Linked DNA regions of Homo sapiens: region 1 is linked to region 2. Evidence: chromatin contacts called from ENCODE Hi-C or POLR2A ChIA-PET data. All regions are on one chromosome and are shown on one strand. The core of a region is the stretch at or near the end of the contact, and the rest is flanking DNA. Distances in the headings are between cores, read along the strand shown. Region 1 holds the start of TVP23B (trans-golgi network vesicle protein 23 homolog B). Region 2 holds the start of PRPSAP2 (phosphoribosyl pyrophosphate synthetase associated protein 2).

Region 1 (6,599 bases), core at 494-2,993, 77 kb after region 2:
GGGCATTCTAAATCACAGGATGAGATGTGAGGTCGGCACAAAATACAGGTCATAAAGACCTTGCTGAAAAAACAGGTTGCAATAAAGGAGCCAGCCAAAACCCACCAAGACCAAGATGGCCACGAGAGTGACCACTGGTCGTCCTCACTACTAGACTCCCATCAGCGCCATGCCAGTTTACAAATGCCATGGCAACATCAGGAAGTTACTCTCTATGATCTAAAAGGGGAGGAATGAATAATCCACCCCTTGTTAACCATACCACTAAGAAATACCCATAAAAATGGGCCACCAGCAGCCCTCCAGGTTGCTCTATGGAGTAGCCACTCCTTTACTTTCTTAATAAACTTGCTTTCACTTTGCACTGTGGACTCACCCTGAATTCCTTCTTGCCTGATCCAAGACTTTTTTTGTTTTGTTTGAGACGGAGTCTCCCTCTGTAGCCAGGCTGGATGGAGTGCAGTGGCCCGCGGCTCACTGCAACCTCAGCCTCCCCAGTTCAAGCGATTCTCCTGCCTCAGCCTCCCGAGTAGCTGGGACTACAGGCGTGCACCATCACGCCCAACTAATTTTTGTATTTTTAGTAGAGACAGGGTTTCACCAAGTTGGCCAGGATGGTCTCGATCTCTTGACCTCATGATCCACCCACCTCGTCCTCCCAAAGTGCTGGGATTACAGGCCTGAGTCACCACGCCCGGCCAAGGACCCTCTTTTCGGGTCTGGATCGGGACACCTTTCCTGTAATACAGCTGAATTTAACCATTATTAGATTTTCTCCACTCAAGGCATCTCCTCATAAGCAGTCTTTCCTGACCATAAATCTTAGTTGTCCTATCCTCAGACACTTGTTATTTCATCACCCTGCCTTTGCAATTATCTGAAAATATCTTTGGTTATACAATTTATCGTGTCTCCCCACCCAACCCCCATCTCCTAGAACCCACTTCCCTAACCCAAAAATACGGGGCAAGAAACCTGTCTGTACTGGTCACAACCCTATCCCTGGGCCTACAACCGTGTCTGAGTCATAGTAATCCCTCAACAAATTTTGTGTGAACCGAAAGAAAAAAACACTTAAGACAATCTAAGTGACCATAAACAGTAGTTTTTTCTAAAAATATTATTAATCTTACGAGTCTCTGGTTGCCAACATGTGGACTACAATTAACTCTAAGAGCACAAAGGAGAGAATCACCAACAACATTAGTTTGGAAACAGCAATTTGAAAGCGAGGCTCTGGCGGTGTCGCCGATTCCTACAAAATAGCATCGCACCCCTGGGTGTCAGGAAGCTAAGAGGCCCGCAGGCCGCTCCTCCTCAACTCCACCCCGGCAATAAGGGTTGAGGAAAGAGAGACCCCCACTCGCGCTGGTTAACAATGGGCGTCCCCACAGCCGCAAGAAGTACTTGCTCTGCGCCGCACGGGTCACGCCGCCCCCAGCGGCCTCAGAACCCCCAGCAGCCCTCCTCAGACAACTACCCACAGCCCTCCACTCCCGGCCGCCCCGCTCCTCCTCGAGTTCGAGTAGCGGGCGCGGGGGACGCGGGCTCCAGTCCCACGGAACCTGCAGAGCCAGTCCCAGGAGCCGCCACCCTCCCAGCGAGCCCTCAGCCCCTCACCTGCTGCAACATGGCGGCCCTACGCCAGCCCTACTTCCGGGAGCCACGTCAGCGCAGCAGCGTACGGGTCCGGGTCGGAACTGAGGCGACCCGTCACCAAGGGCCAGCAGGGACCACTGTAAGAGCCTCAGTCCGGCCTCACTTCCGCTTTGAGGGAGCAAATCCAGGGGCGGGGCGAGCGGGGGCGGGGCGAGCGGCCCGGACACGGCGGAGGCGGAGCCTGGAGCAGGAGCGAAAGGGAAAGGTATTGGGGCCACAGTGGGCTCTAAGTGGAAAGCTTCATGGTCTGTTTTACGGAAGTATTTGCTGTCCACCCAATGCAAATTCTAAAGTCGTTCCCCCAGTGTCGCTGCCCCGAATGCAGGGGGGCGGGGTTTTATTGTATAATATAATTTTCTTTAAATATTTTACAAAGACTTACTCCTGTACAGTATTACTTTTGTACTTTAAATTGTAGAAGCAACTTTTTAAAATATGTTCTTGCAGAGAAGTAAAACGTTAAGAAAAACAAGGCAGGAGGACTCTAGAGTAACTAATGGACGGTATTATTATGGGAGGTATAAACTTAGACGCCAGGAGTTGAGACCTTGCGCCCTGGAGCTTAGGCGCCTGGGAACTCTATTGCCAATCATATCACCAACCTTTATGTACTTCTTTCATCAGTTGTAAAGTGGGGGTGATAATGGTTTCCTTACAGTGTAAGTATCTAGTAAATGGGAGACGTTATACTTACTACAGTTTTAAGTCCAGCCGCTCATGCTGTGATCTTGCCTGAACAAAGGATGTGAAATTAAGGGGCGTTAAGTCATCTTTGAAGCGGTGATGATGACAATATCCTATCTGTCTGGCCGAGTCAGACTGCTGTTGGCATAGTGGTATTTGCACGTGTCCTTAATTGAAGGGATTCTATTAAAATCACAAATTTTACGTGGCTGATTGCCAGTGCCATTTAAAACCTGATATTCTAATAATGAAAGGGGGAAAACACACACACGCGTTTCTAAAGGCAAGACATTTCGGCAGCACAATTGCATTCGTGCCCTTGGAGATGAAAAGCTAACAAATTTGGGGCCTGTACGTCCAGCCTGCCCATGGCAGGTTTTCAGTGGTCCACTCAGTGCTGTGGAGTTTTGTGTTGTTTTTCGTAGTTTTTGGTTTTTTAAGACATTGTGTTTGAATTCATTATCGTCTTTTAATTTTTAATAGCTAATTTTTAAAGCTAATTTTGTATTTTTAGTAGAAACGAGGTTTCACCACGATGGTCAGGCTGGTATCAAACTCCTGATCTCAGGTGAGCCACCCGCCTCAGTCTCCCAAAGTGCTGGGACTACAGGCGTGAGCCACCGCACCTGGTCAAGGCTTGAACTTTCTAATGGGCCATAGCTCTTGTAGTGGGCTGCACTCTTCTAAATTACCTGGTCCCTGCACCATAGTCCAAAGGTTTAAGCAGAAACCTCAATGCACTTGATGTTACTGGCCCTCTTTGTACAGAGGATAAATATGCTAATTCTCTTCCTTAGGAGTTAGCCCTGAGAAGGAAAAGCTCAATGTTGTCAAATGCAACAGGTCCACCCCACTGAGGGCTTCCCCTTTTAAATTCTTAATGGGTTTTATCAGGCTTCTGTGCAAAAATACCAGAAAACACCAATGCATGACCCTGATATAATCCCATAACTTCATTTGCCAGAAGAACTAATAGCACTAAATTGGTAGTGATGAATGGTATCTAATTTCCAGTGATCATCTCCCCATCCCCCATCAACGAAACTGGGCTTTCCTAATGCTCACTAAATTGTTTTCAGTGGGACTACAGATGCTAATCTCGCCCAACCTCCTTCTGTTTTCTTATTTTGATGATATCAAATATTTGGCTCAGAGGAAGATAACTGGGAGTTCCCACATTAATTACCAGGAAGAAACAGTCAAAAAAAAAAAAAAAAAGGCCAAATAGCAACATCCGCTTGGCTTTCTGTTTATTGTAAAACATTGTAATTTCCCAAGGCTGGTTTAGATAAATACATTTTGTCCAAGTTCAGGGGCCGCTGTTTTCCCTTGCTTCGTGAAATTATCAATAGGCAGGCCTTTGATCTTCCTGATCCATGCAGCTTTGCTGACTTTTCCTGGATCAACCACTCCAGTGGACTCCCTGGCCTGATATTCCTTCATCTTGGCTTCCTGGTGCTCCTTCTCCTCCTTCACGGTCAACAGCACGAACTCAGTGTTCACTCTAAAAGGATCAAGGGCTGTATAGATGCGAGGCCGTTCTTTCTTAAGAGACAGGGTGGCTGTGCCCACTTGTGGAGCTAGCATGCGGTTTGGTTTAATGACCTGCATACTGGTCAGGGGACCCGTACTGCACACAGCCCTTTCAATTGAACTGGTCACTTGGTCTCCACCCTTTAAGCTGCCAGAGAACCTGGAGCGGATAATCATGGGCTGGGGTATGGTGGACTGGACTCTAGGACTGTGCAAAGAGATCTTCAAGTTGGGCTGCAGTTTCTGGATTTCAAGGGGAATACTGGTTCGTTTCACATCTATAGGAGGATTGCTCAATCTCAACCGATCAACTGCACGTTGGATTGATTTTCCTTTGAAATTCAAGACCTTCCTTGGGTATGAAATTGAAGGTCCCCAGACATCAGTAATTTCTGTTTGGGGCCTACAGGGATAGGCAAATTCCCCGGAATTATGGGCGTGCTGCAGGGCGCTAACAGTCAGGAGGAATTGGTCAGGTGACATAGGGATTTTCCAAGACTTTTTCTTTGGGTGACTGGGCAGTTTTCCAGGAGTTTCCAATTGTCCTTGTTTTTGTGCTTTCTCCACATCATCTGCTTTTTCAAAAAAAAGAAAATTTTAAAAAATCGGCGTTCTATGAAAAATATTAAGTACGTATGCATTAAGTACTTGGGCATTCAAACTTCGAAGCACATTGAGGTCTTTGTTGCCCAACAGGTATGCCATCATACAGGCAGGCACCCTGAGTGGTATTAGAAATGCTGATACTAGAAACAATTTAATAAAACAAATTTTTTTGTTTGTTTGTTTTTGTTTTTGAGACGGAGTCTCGCTCTGTCACCCAGGCTGGAGTGCAGTGGCATGATCTCTGCTCACTGCAAGCTCTGCCTTCCGGGTTCACGCCGTTCTCCTGCCTCAGCCTCCCAAGTAGCTGAGACTACAGGCGTCCGCCACCATGCCTGGCTAATTTTTTGTATTTTTTTTAGTAGAGACAGGGTTTCACCGTGTTAGCCAGGATGGCCTCGATCTCCTGACCTCGTGATCCACCCGCCTCGGCCTCCCAAAGTGCTGGGATTACAGGCATGAGCCACCGCAGCCGGCCAATAAAACAAGTTTTTAATAAAATGCTAGTATTGAGTAAAGAGTATATTAGCCTCTAAGTGAGCATATTTTGAATGCAACAGATGTGATTTCAATGCTACACATATTTTTGAAAATGTGAAGTTGAGGCCGGGCGCGGTGGCTCACGCCTGTAATCCCCACACTTTGGGAGACCCAGGAGGGTGGATCACGAGGTCAGGAGATCCAGACCATCCTGGCTAACACGGTGAAACCCCGTCTCTACTAAAAATACAAAAAATTAGCCCGGCATGGCGGCGGGCGCCTGTAGTCCCAGCTACTCGGGAGGCTGAGGCAGGAGAATGGCATGAACCCAGGAGGCAGAGCTTGCAGTAAGCCAAGATCGCGCCACTGCACTCCAGCCTGGGCGACAGAGCAAGACTCAGTCTCAAAAAAAAAAAAAGAAAATGTGAAGTTGGGAATGACCTTCACATCTCATTTATGATTCACACAAAGCAGATCTTATAAATTTATAGTAGCATAACTATTTTTCAACAGTAATTATGTTGCAAAATTTGATCTTTACCTTATTAATCAAATTTGACTCCAAGTAATCTTGAATGTTGCCCAAAATAAAACCTGTCTTCAGGCTGGGTGCGGTGGCTCATGCCTGTAATCCCAGCACTTTGGGAGGCCTAGGTGGGTAGATCACCTGAGGTCGGGAGTTCGAGACCAGCCTGACCAACATGGAGAAAACCCGTCTGTACTAAAAATACAAAAAAATTAGCCGGGCGTGGTGGCAGGCGCCTGTAATCCTAGCTACTGAGGAGGCTGAGGCAGGAGAATCGCTTGAACTCAGGAGGCAGAGGTTGCGGTGAGCCGAGATCACGCCACTGCACTCCAGCCTGGGCAACAGAGTGAGACTCCATCTCAAAAAAAAAAAAAAAAACTGAGTGAAATCAAGATGTCAAAATCTTCCCTATTCTCCTTGCAAACTCAAAAAGAGAATTTTTCTCCTTTTATAAAAAAAGGAATTGTGATGAGCTCATTGTTTATTAATTTGTCTTTTTTCAAATGATAATGTATTGTGGATCTCTTTCCAAGTTAGTATATACAGATCCTCATCATACAATTTTTAGCTGTATATAATATTCCATACAATAGATTTTTTTATTACTTAGCCATTGCCCATTGATGGACATTTAGTTTGTTAATGGTCAACCTAGAAGAAAATGCGGACCCCATTTTTACTTATACAAGCAACTACAAAATGCCAGCTAACACCCAGAGTTGGCACAAATGCAGTGGGGTCTCTCATATATTGCAAGTAGGAGTGTAAATTGATACAGTATTTTTCAGGACAACCTTGGCAATATCTTTCTAGTTTTTGAATGCACTTATCCTTTGGCTTAGCAATTTCACTCGTAGGACTTTACCCTTCAGGTATACCTGTACAGGTACACTGACATAGGTATATACAAGGATGCCCATTGTTAGCGCAGCCCTCATAAAATAATTGTTTTCCCGTCAACTTCAAACCAGTCTCTGCACAGAGTTTGTTCCAAAGAAACACTACTATACTAGCCAAAAATATTTGAAAGACATTTTAAATTTTTACCAATGTCCTTAAAAAATAACAAAGGGACATCCCAGTCATGAGTCATGATGTCCAGAAACTTTTTTTT
Region 2 (6,482 bases), core at 876-3,375:
GGCGAAACCCCTACTAAAAAATACAAAAATGAGCCAGGTGTGGTGGCATGCACCTGTAACCCCAGCTACTTGCGCAGCTGAGGCAGGAGAATCGCTTGAACTTGGGAGGCAGAGGTTGCAGTGAGCTGAGATCGCGCCACTACACTCCAACCTGGGCAACAGAGCAAGACTCTGTGTCAAAAAATTAAAAAGTATAAAAATTTATGTTTATTGGATGGGCATGGTGGCTCACGCTTGTAATCCCAGCACTTTGGGAGGCCAAGGCAGGCAGATCACAAGGTCAGGAGTTTGAGACCAACCTGACAAACGTGGTGACACCCTGTCTCTACTAAAAATACAAAAAATTAGCCGGGCGTGGTGGCGCATGCCTGTAATCCCAGCTACTCAGGAGGCTGAGGCAGGAGAATCGCTTGAACCCGGGAGGCAGAGGTTGCAGTGAGCTGAGATCGCGCCACTGCTCTCCAGCCCGGGAGACAGAGCAAGACTCTGCAAAAAAAATAAAAATAAAAAAACTTATTATGTATGTTTATTAGTGATGTGCCTCACTCCAAGGAAATCTGTTTTTAATATCAATATTGATGAGAATTTGAAGGGCAAATTCTAAACCGAATTACTCTTCCACTCCTGTATGATCCCAGGCTCTGCTTATCTCTCCAACACAATGTTAACTCATGCCTAACATCTGAGTGTTCACAATGCTTATGACAACCCAGTGAAGCAAGCACTAGAATGAGACCCATTTTAGACAGGGAAGCTAGGTTTCCAGATGAAGAAACTTACTCAAGGCTGCAAAGCCTCTAAGCAGCAAAAATAGCTCGGTCTCAGCATGATTTGTAGTAGTTAGTCCTATGCAACAGTGGGCTGCACAGCCTGTCTCTCAACCCACACAGAAAACGACTTGGCACCCCGCTGAATTCTGCATACAGAGAGCAAAATAGGACAAATACCCAGATTTTGAAAAATGTCTATTGTAAACATGCCTTGTTTGGAAAACAATTTATATAATAGTGCCAAAGAAAGAAAACAGAAGTTTGATTCGGTATTTCCACTTCGGGTAATTATCCCAAGGAAATAAGGAAAAAGCTATATGCTCAGTGATGGTGGTCAACATAAGACTTTTCAAAGAACAAGTACACCAGACCTGTGTAAAGGTTCCATAATAAAGTAATTAAGTAAAACACAGAATAGAAATTCAATAAATATTCAACACGACGCAAAAGTATCTATGAATGACTTTAAGTGGAACGAGCTCAAATCACAACTGAGTAATAATGGTACACACGAGGGCAGCAGGAAAGGAATATGGACAAAAAGGATATGCTTTAGTGGGGTTCAATAATGTGGGTGAATTATTTCTATTTGTGCAATTAAATTTTTTAAACACTAGAGATCACACCTCAAGCCCCAAAGCCCCATTCCGCATTTTCATACTCCTTTCAAAAGCTAAACACCCAAACGGAGCCAACATTAACATAAGAGAAAAATTATTATCATCAAGCAGAATACTTAAAAATTTCATCACGGTTCCCCCTCAATCTCTGCTGGGGTGAGTTCTGAGTTGGATAAAATCATCCTTTAGGAGGTGAGAGATATATTCGTAACTAGCAAAGCCAGGTAAATTAAAATCAGGGGCTCCGTGTCAGCTTAGGGACGGAGAATGGCTGGGTCTGGGCTTGCTTTCAGGGCTGCTCACCACAGGTCCCATCATCAGGGTTCGACTCCCCAGCGGCGCCTCAGGGAGAGGAGAGAGCCCAGGCACCGGACGCCCGTCCCCCGCCCCCGCCGACCCCTGGCGGGAGAGGAAGAAGGGAGGGAAAAATGGAAGGGCCGCGGGCGCGAGATCGCCCCAGTGAGCCCCCAAGCAGCCACCACCCAGGGACCCCGACCCGTCCGCCTGCCGGCGCCGCGGGCTCCCCGCCCCTTGCACCTGCGCCCCGCAATGCCGGAGCCAGCCAGCCCTCGCTGCCGCTCGCCACTGGCTCCCGCCCGCCTACCTGGCCCCGACCCCAGCCCCGGCCCCGCCGCAGCCTCAGCTGCAGAAGGAAGAAAGCGCCGGGTCTCCTGGCGGCCTCTCTAGGAGCAAAATGGCGACTCCATGCACAAGATTGGCGTCCGCGGTGACTGCGAGGCCGGTGGGCGGGGAGGGGCGAGGGCGGGACTAGAGCCCGGACAGCGGAGGCACCTAGCTGGGGGCTGTGGGCGTGGCCCACCAGTGGGTAAGGCGCGGGGCAGTGGGTGTAGCCACAGGGGTGGAGTCGGGCTGGCACGATGGGCGGGGCGGTGGGCGGGGATGCGCCTGTTTTGGTCCCTGGGGAGCTGCTAGCCCCACACCAACTGTGACAGCCCAGGCAGGTTACAAGGAATGAATGTGGACAGAGTATGACATTTGGAATTACAAATACCTGGGTTCAAGCCTCCACTGGCCTGTAACCTTGGACAAGTCATTTCAACCCTCTGAGCTTGTTTCCTCATCTGAAAAACAAAGATAGCAGCACCCATTCCATAAGACTGTTGTGAGGATTAAATGAGACAATACGGCCAGACGCGGTGGTTCACGCCTGTAATTCCAGCACTTTGCGAGGCTGAGGCGGGCGGATCACGAGGTCAGGAGTTCGAGACCAGCCTGACCAACATGGTGAAACCCCCATCTCTACTAAAAATACAAAAAAAAAAAATTAGCCAGGCGTGGTGGTGCGCGCCTGTAATCCCAGCTACTCAGGAGGCTGAGGCAGGAGAATCGCTTGAACCCGGGAGGCAGAGGTTGCAGTGAGCCGAGATCGCGCCACTGCTCTCCAGCCTGGGTGACAGAGCAAGAGTCCATCTCAAAAACAAAACAAAACAAAACAAAACTGTGCTAAAAGCACAGTTCTGGGTGTATAATAAATGATCAGTTTTTTGTTCGTTTGTTAGTTTTTTGTTTTGAGACGGAGTTTCGCTCTGTTGTCCAGGCTAGAGTGCATCGGCGCGATCTCAGCTCACTGCAAACTTCGTCTCCCGGGTTCAAGCGATTCTCCTGTCTCAGCCTCCCGAGTAGCTGGGATTACAGGTGTGCGCCACCACGCCCGACTAATTTTTTGTATTTTTAGTAGAGACAGGGTTTCACCATGTTGGCCAGGCTGTTCTCAAACTCCTGACCTCAAGTGATCCGCCCGCCTCCGCCTCCTAAAGTCCTGGGGTTACAGGCGTGAGCCATCGCGCCCAGCCATTATCAGTTATTATCGTTATTTGCCTTGTCGCCTTTTTTTCTTTTATTATAAAGGAATTAGTACTTTTGGTATCCATTGCCTAAGTTCTTTATAACTTAGGTAATGTTTACTCTTTATTGTATGTATAACATAATAATAGCAAACACATGGTCCTCTTTTAAGTGCTTTACATATATTAACGGTAACTTATTTAATCCTCACAAGAGCATAAGGTAGGTGTTGTTATCCTCTCCATTTTAATAGTTGTGGGAACTGAGACGACGACGTTAAATAACTTTTCCAATGACAAAGCAGTGGACAGAATTTCGACCCAGGAGGCTTTGCACCAGTCTTCACTTACCTAATCCCTATACCACATCTTCTCTCCAATTCTGCTTTGGATTTTTCACAATAATGAGGCATGAAATATTCATCAGAGGTTGCAGAGCTAGCTAGAGTCTTTATGGTTCAACGTCTTATTTTAGAAACGAAGAATACAAGCATCTCAACTAACGAATTGTAAATTAGGTGAGACTTCGTGAAATGGAGTCGTTTGAAACATTTCCTTTGCCTGACAACTTTACAGGGACATACCTCTTTGTAAAGAGCAAGACCCATGAGCCCAGTGATTATCTGCATACCAAAATTGATTCCTCTTCAGCGGTACCTCGGCTGGGCTCACGTCCCTTCTGCGCTGGCATCTAACTCCGGTCACAACCCCCACCTCTCTGCTGTGGCTGGCGTAGATTCCACGCGTCACATGTTGGCATGTGACTGGATCTGGCCAGTCAGAGAAGTTCATCCCTCTCCGCTCGCTGATTCGCTCCAAAGATAGGCTACTGAGCCAATCGGAGCCCACGAAACACCGTCTCCATCCCTGCGCCGGGACTGGAGAGGCTTACTCTCTCCTGCTGATGCTGCAGCTGCTGGGATGCCAGGAGGGGAACCGCCTGAGGAAAGTGCTGAGAGAAAAGAGAGGGAGGGATACAGACCGGGCCCAGATGAGTTTGCGCTGAATCTGAAGTCGGTAGGTCCCTGGACATTTCTATTATGGAAGCCAAGAAGAACCTCCCCTCCACCCTCTGAAGCCAGTGTGGATCGGGTTTCTGGCACTTGCAGTGTCTGCACGGTCTCCTCTCCTTCCTTCTCCATTGCCCTTTCTCACCCGCCTGGGCCCGCCACCCTGAACTACCGGGACACATGCTGTTCCTGCCTCCAGGCGTGCACTTCTTCCTGCAGCCTCCTCCCCTACTAACTCCTTCTTGAACTTGATAGCTCCATTGTCACTTTCGAGTCTTCCCTAAACCACTCCCTTCCCAAATAAAACTGTTTCATGTATTTTTCTTTCATTGGGCTTATCACGATTTCTAATTAAGTGTTTGGGTGGTTATTTGACAAATATCACCACCTCAGCCCCTGTACACTGTAAGCCCCATGAGGGTGGGCTCTTCGTCCCTCCTGCTGATCACTGTTTCCCAGGGCCTGGCACAAGTATGGTACTCAAGAAATGTCTGGAAAATTGAGTGCCTTATCCTTTCTGGAAAGAAAATGGGCAGTAGCGCAGCATTATATAGTGTTTGCACCATACAAGAATAATATTACTGGAAAAAAAAAAACTTTTCTAAGAGACAGAGTCTTGCTCTGTTGCCCAGGCTGGAGTGCAGTGGTGCAATCATAGCTCACTGCCGCCTCGAACTGGGCTCAAGTGATCCTCCCGCCTCGACCTCCAAAACGCTGGGATTGCAGTCATGAGCCACCACACCTGGCCTTGAATTTTTTAAAAAATCCACTCTCATTAACCAGAATGAGCTAGCTCCAGTGTATCACCGCGTCCAGGGTTCTGCAGTGGGGTGGCTTGCTCCTCAATAGTTTCCCGCACTGCAGGCACTTAGTTTGTAGTTTCATTTGTTCTGTTATAGCAATACCACTCTTCCATCCGCCATCCATTCTCCAAGGACTATTGAAATCCCTTGTAGGCTGATGTCAAAACTCTCATTCTCTTTATCCTTGGGGTTTAGGCCATAGGAGTGTGCCATGGTAGGTGTTCAGCCAAGCTGACCCACCAGGTGACTGCAGCCCCAGCCACCACCTGACTGCAACTTTATGAAAGACCCTAAGCAAGAGCCACCTAGCTAAGACCAATCAAACCACAAAAAATTGAGAGCTAAGAAATTTTTTATTAAAGCCCAAGTCTGGGCATATTTTGTTATACAATGGGTAATGAGCAAGAAAGGAGCAAAAGCATAATGTAAAGCTTGTGGTCAGTTCCACACGAATGCAGTTTTTGGTTAGTCCATTGCTAAACTTGATAATCCCTTGCCCACTTGGATGTTTGCAGTCAGAGTCTTTGCATGTAATAGAAGTGCTCAGCTTGCTGCAACACGTCATTGGCCATATTCAAGGGCTAAACTGCTGTATATCGACTATAAATCAAGATACTCAAGTCTAAGACATTTCCCTTCAACATTTTTTAAAGGAAGGAAAGGAATCTTTGCTATAGTTTGATAGAAATTTTTGAGCAGTATGGTGTAACAAAAAACACAGGATTCTCCTTCAAATGGTTGTGCAAATGAAAAAACAGGGACTTAGGTGTCCATCACTAGGATGGAGCCTGCTTCCTGCCTCCTGTCCTCATTGTGGAAATGACCCTGGACAGATCCACCTCTCTAAGTTTCTGTTTCCTCAGTGGAAAAATGAGCACTAATATTAGCAGCCATATGATGGTTGGGGGTGAGGAGTTACTTTTAGATGGAGTCCATGAGTATGAGGCACCGAGGAAGCTTTTGCAGCTGCCTCTCTGCTCTCGCCTGTCTGGCTATCAGGGAAGAAAAACAAGGCACCCCTTTTTCCCCAGTGGAAGAGGATGGCAGCTTGCCTGGCTGTAGGAGGCAGCGGAGGCCAAAGCCAGGTCACCAGCCAAGGAGGCCTTGGAAGTTCCTATAGAGTCCTTTCCTGCATCCTCCAGCTTTTTTCCTTTTTCTTTTCTTTTTTCTTTTTTTGAGATGGAGCCTTGCTCTGTTGTCCAGACTGGAGTACAGTGGCGCAATCTTGACTCACTGCAACCTCCACCCTCCCGGGTTCAAGCTATTCTCCTGCCTCAGCCTCCCAAGTAGCTAGGACTACAGGTGCATGCCACCACACCCGGCTAATTTTTGTAATTTTACTAGAGATGGAGTTTTGCCATGTTGGCCAGGCTGGTCTCGAACTCCTGACCTCAAGTGATCCACCCATCTCGGCCTCCCAGAGTGCTGGGAATACAGGCATGAGCCACTGTGCCCGTCCTCTTTTCTCCTTTTT

What was found. A loop is a pair of places that touch in the nucleus more often than their neighbours do. ChIA-PET counts read pairs that join two places held with the same protein, here RNA polymerase II (POLR2A). Pooled maps may share reads with other maps.
Region 1: a loop to region 2 is called in a map of endothelial cell of umbilical vein, with 9 times the contacts of the local background. The contact joins the promoter of TVP23B here to the promoter of PRPSAP2 in region 2. A Hi-C loop is called at or near these places in 3 of 168 maps with a recorded cell type or tissue (CD4-positive, alpha-beta memory T cell, endothelial cell of umbilical vein and naive thymus-derived CD4-positive, alpha-beta T cell), 9 of 37 single-sample maps with no recorded cell type and 18 of 50 pooled maps. POLR2A ChIA-PET finds 5 or more read pairs at or near these places in 2 of 52 experiments (HEK293 and WTC11).

The regions. Positions count from the first base shown.
Region 1 is chr17:18,776,327-18,782,925 of GRCh38, reverse strand. It overlaps TVP23B (trans-golgi network vesicle protein 23 homolog B), which reads right to left and starts at 1,743. Exons shown (of 7, transcript NM_016078.6): 1 at 1,621-1,743. The coding sequence starts at 1,632. It overlaps FBXW10 (F-box and WD repeat domain containing 10), which reads right to left. Exons shown (of 14, transcript NM_001267585.2): 14 at 3,577-4,451. The coding sequence ends at 3,628.
Region 2 is chr17:18,853,774-18,860,255 of GRCh38, reverse strand. PRPSAP2 (phosphoribosyl pyrophosphate synthetase associated protein 2) reads right to left here and starts at 2,125. Exons shown (of 12, transcript NM_002767.4): 1 at 1,995-2,125. RefSeq lists a silencer at 1,668-2,027 and enhancers at 1,774-2,346, 4,126-4,185, 4,206-4,255, 3,774-4,274.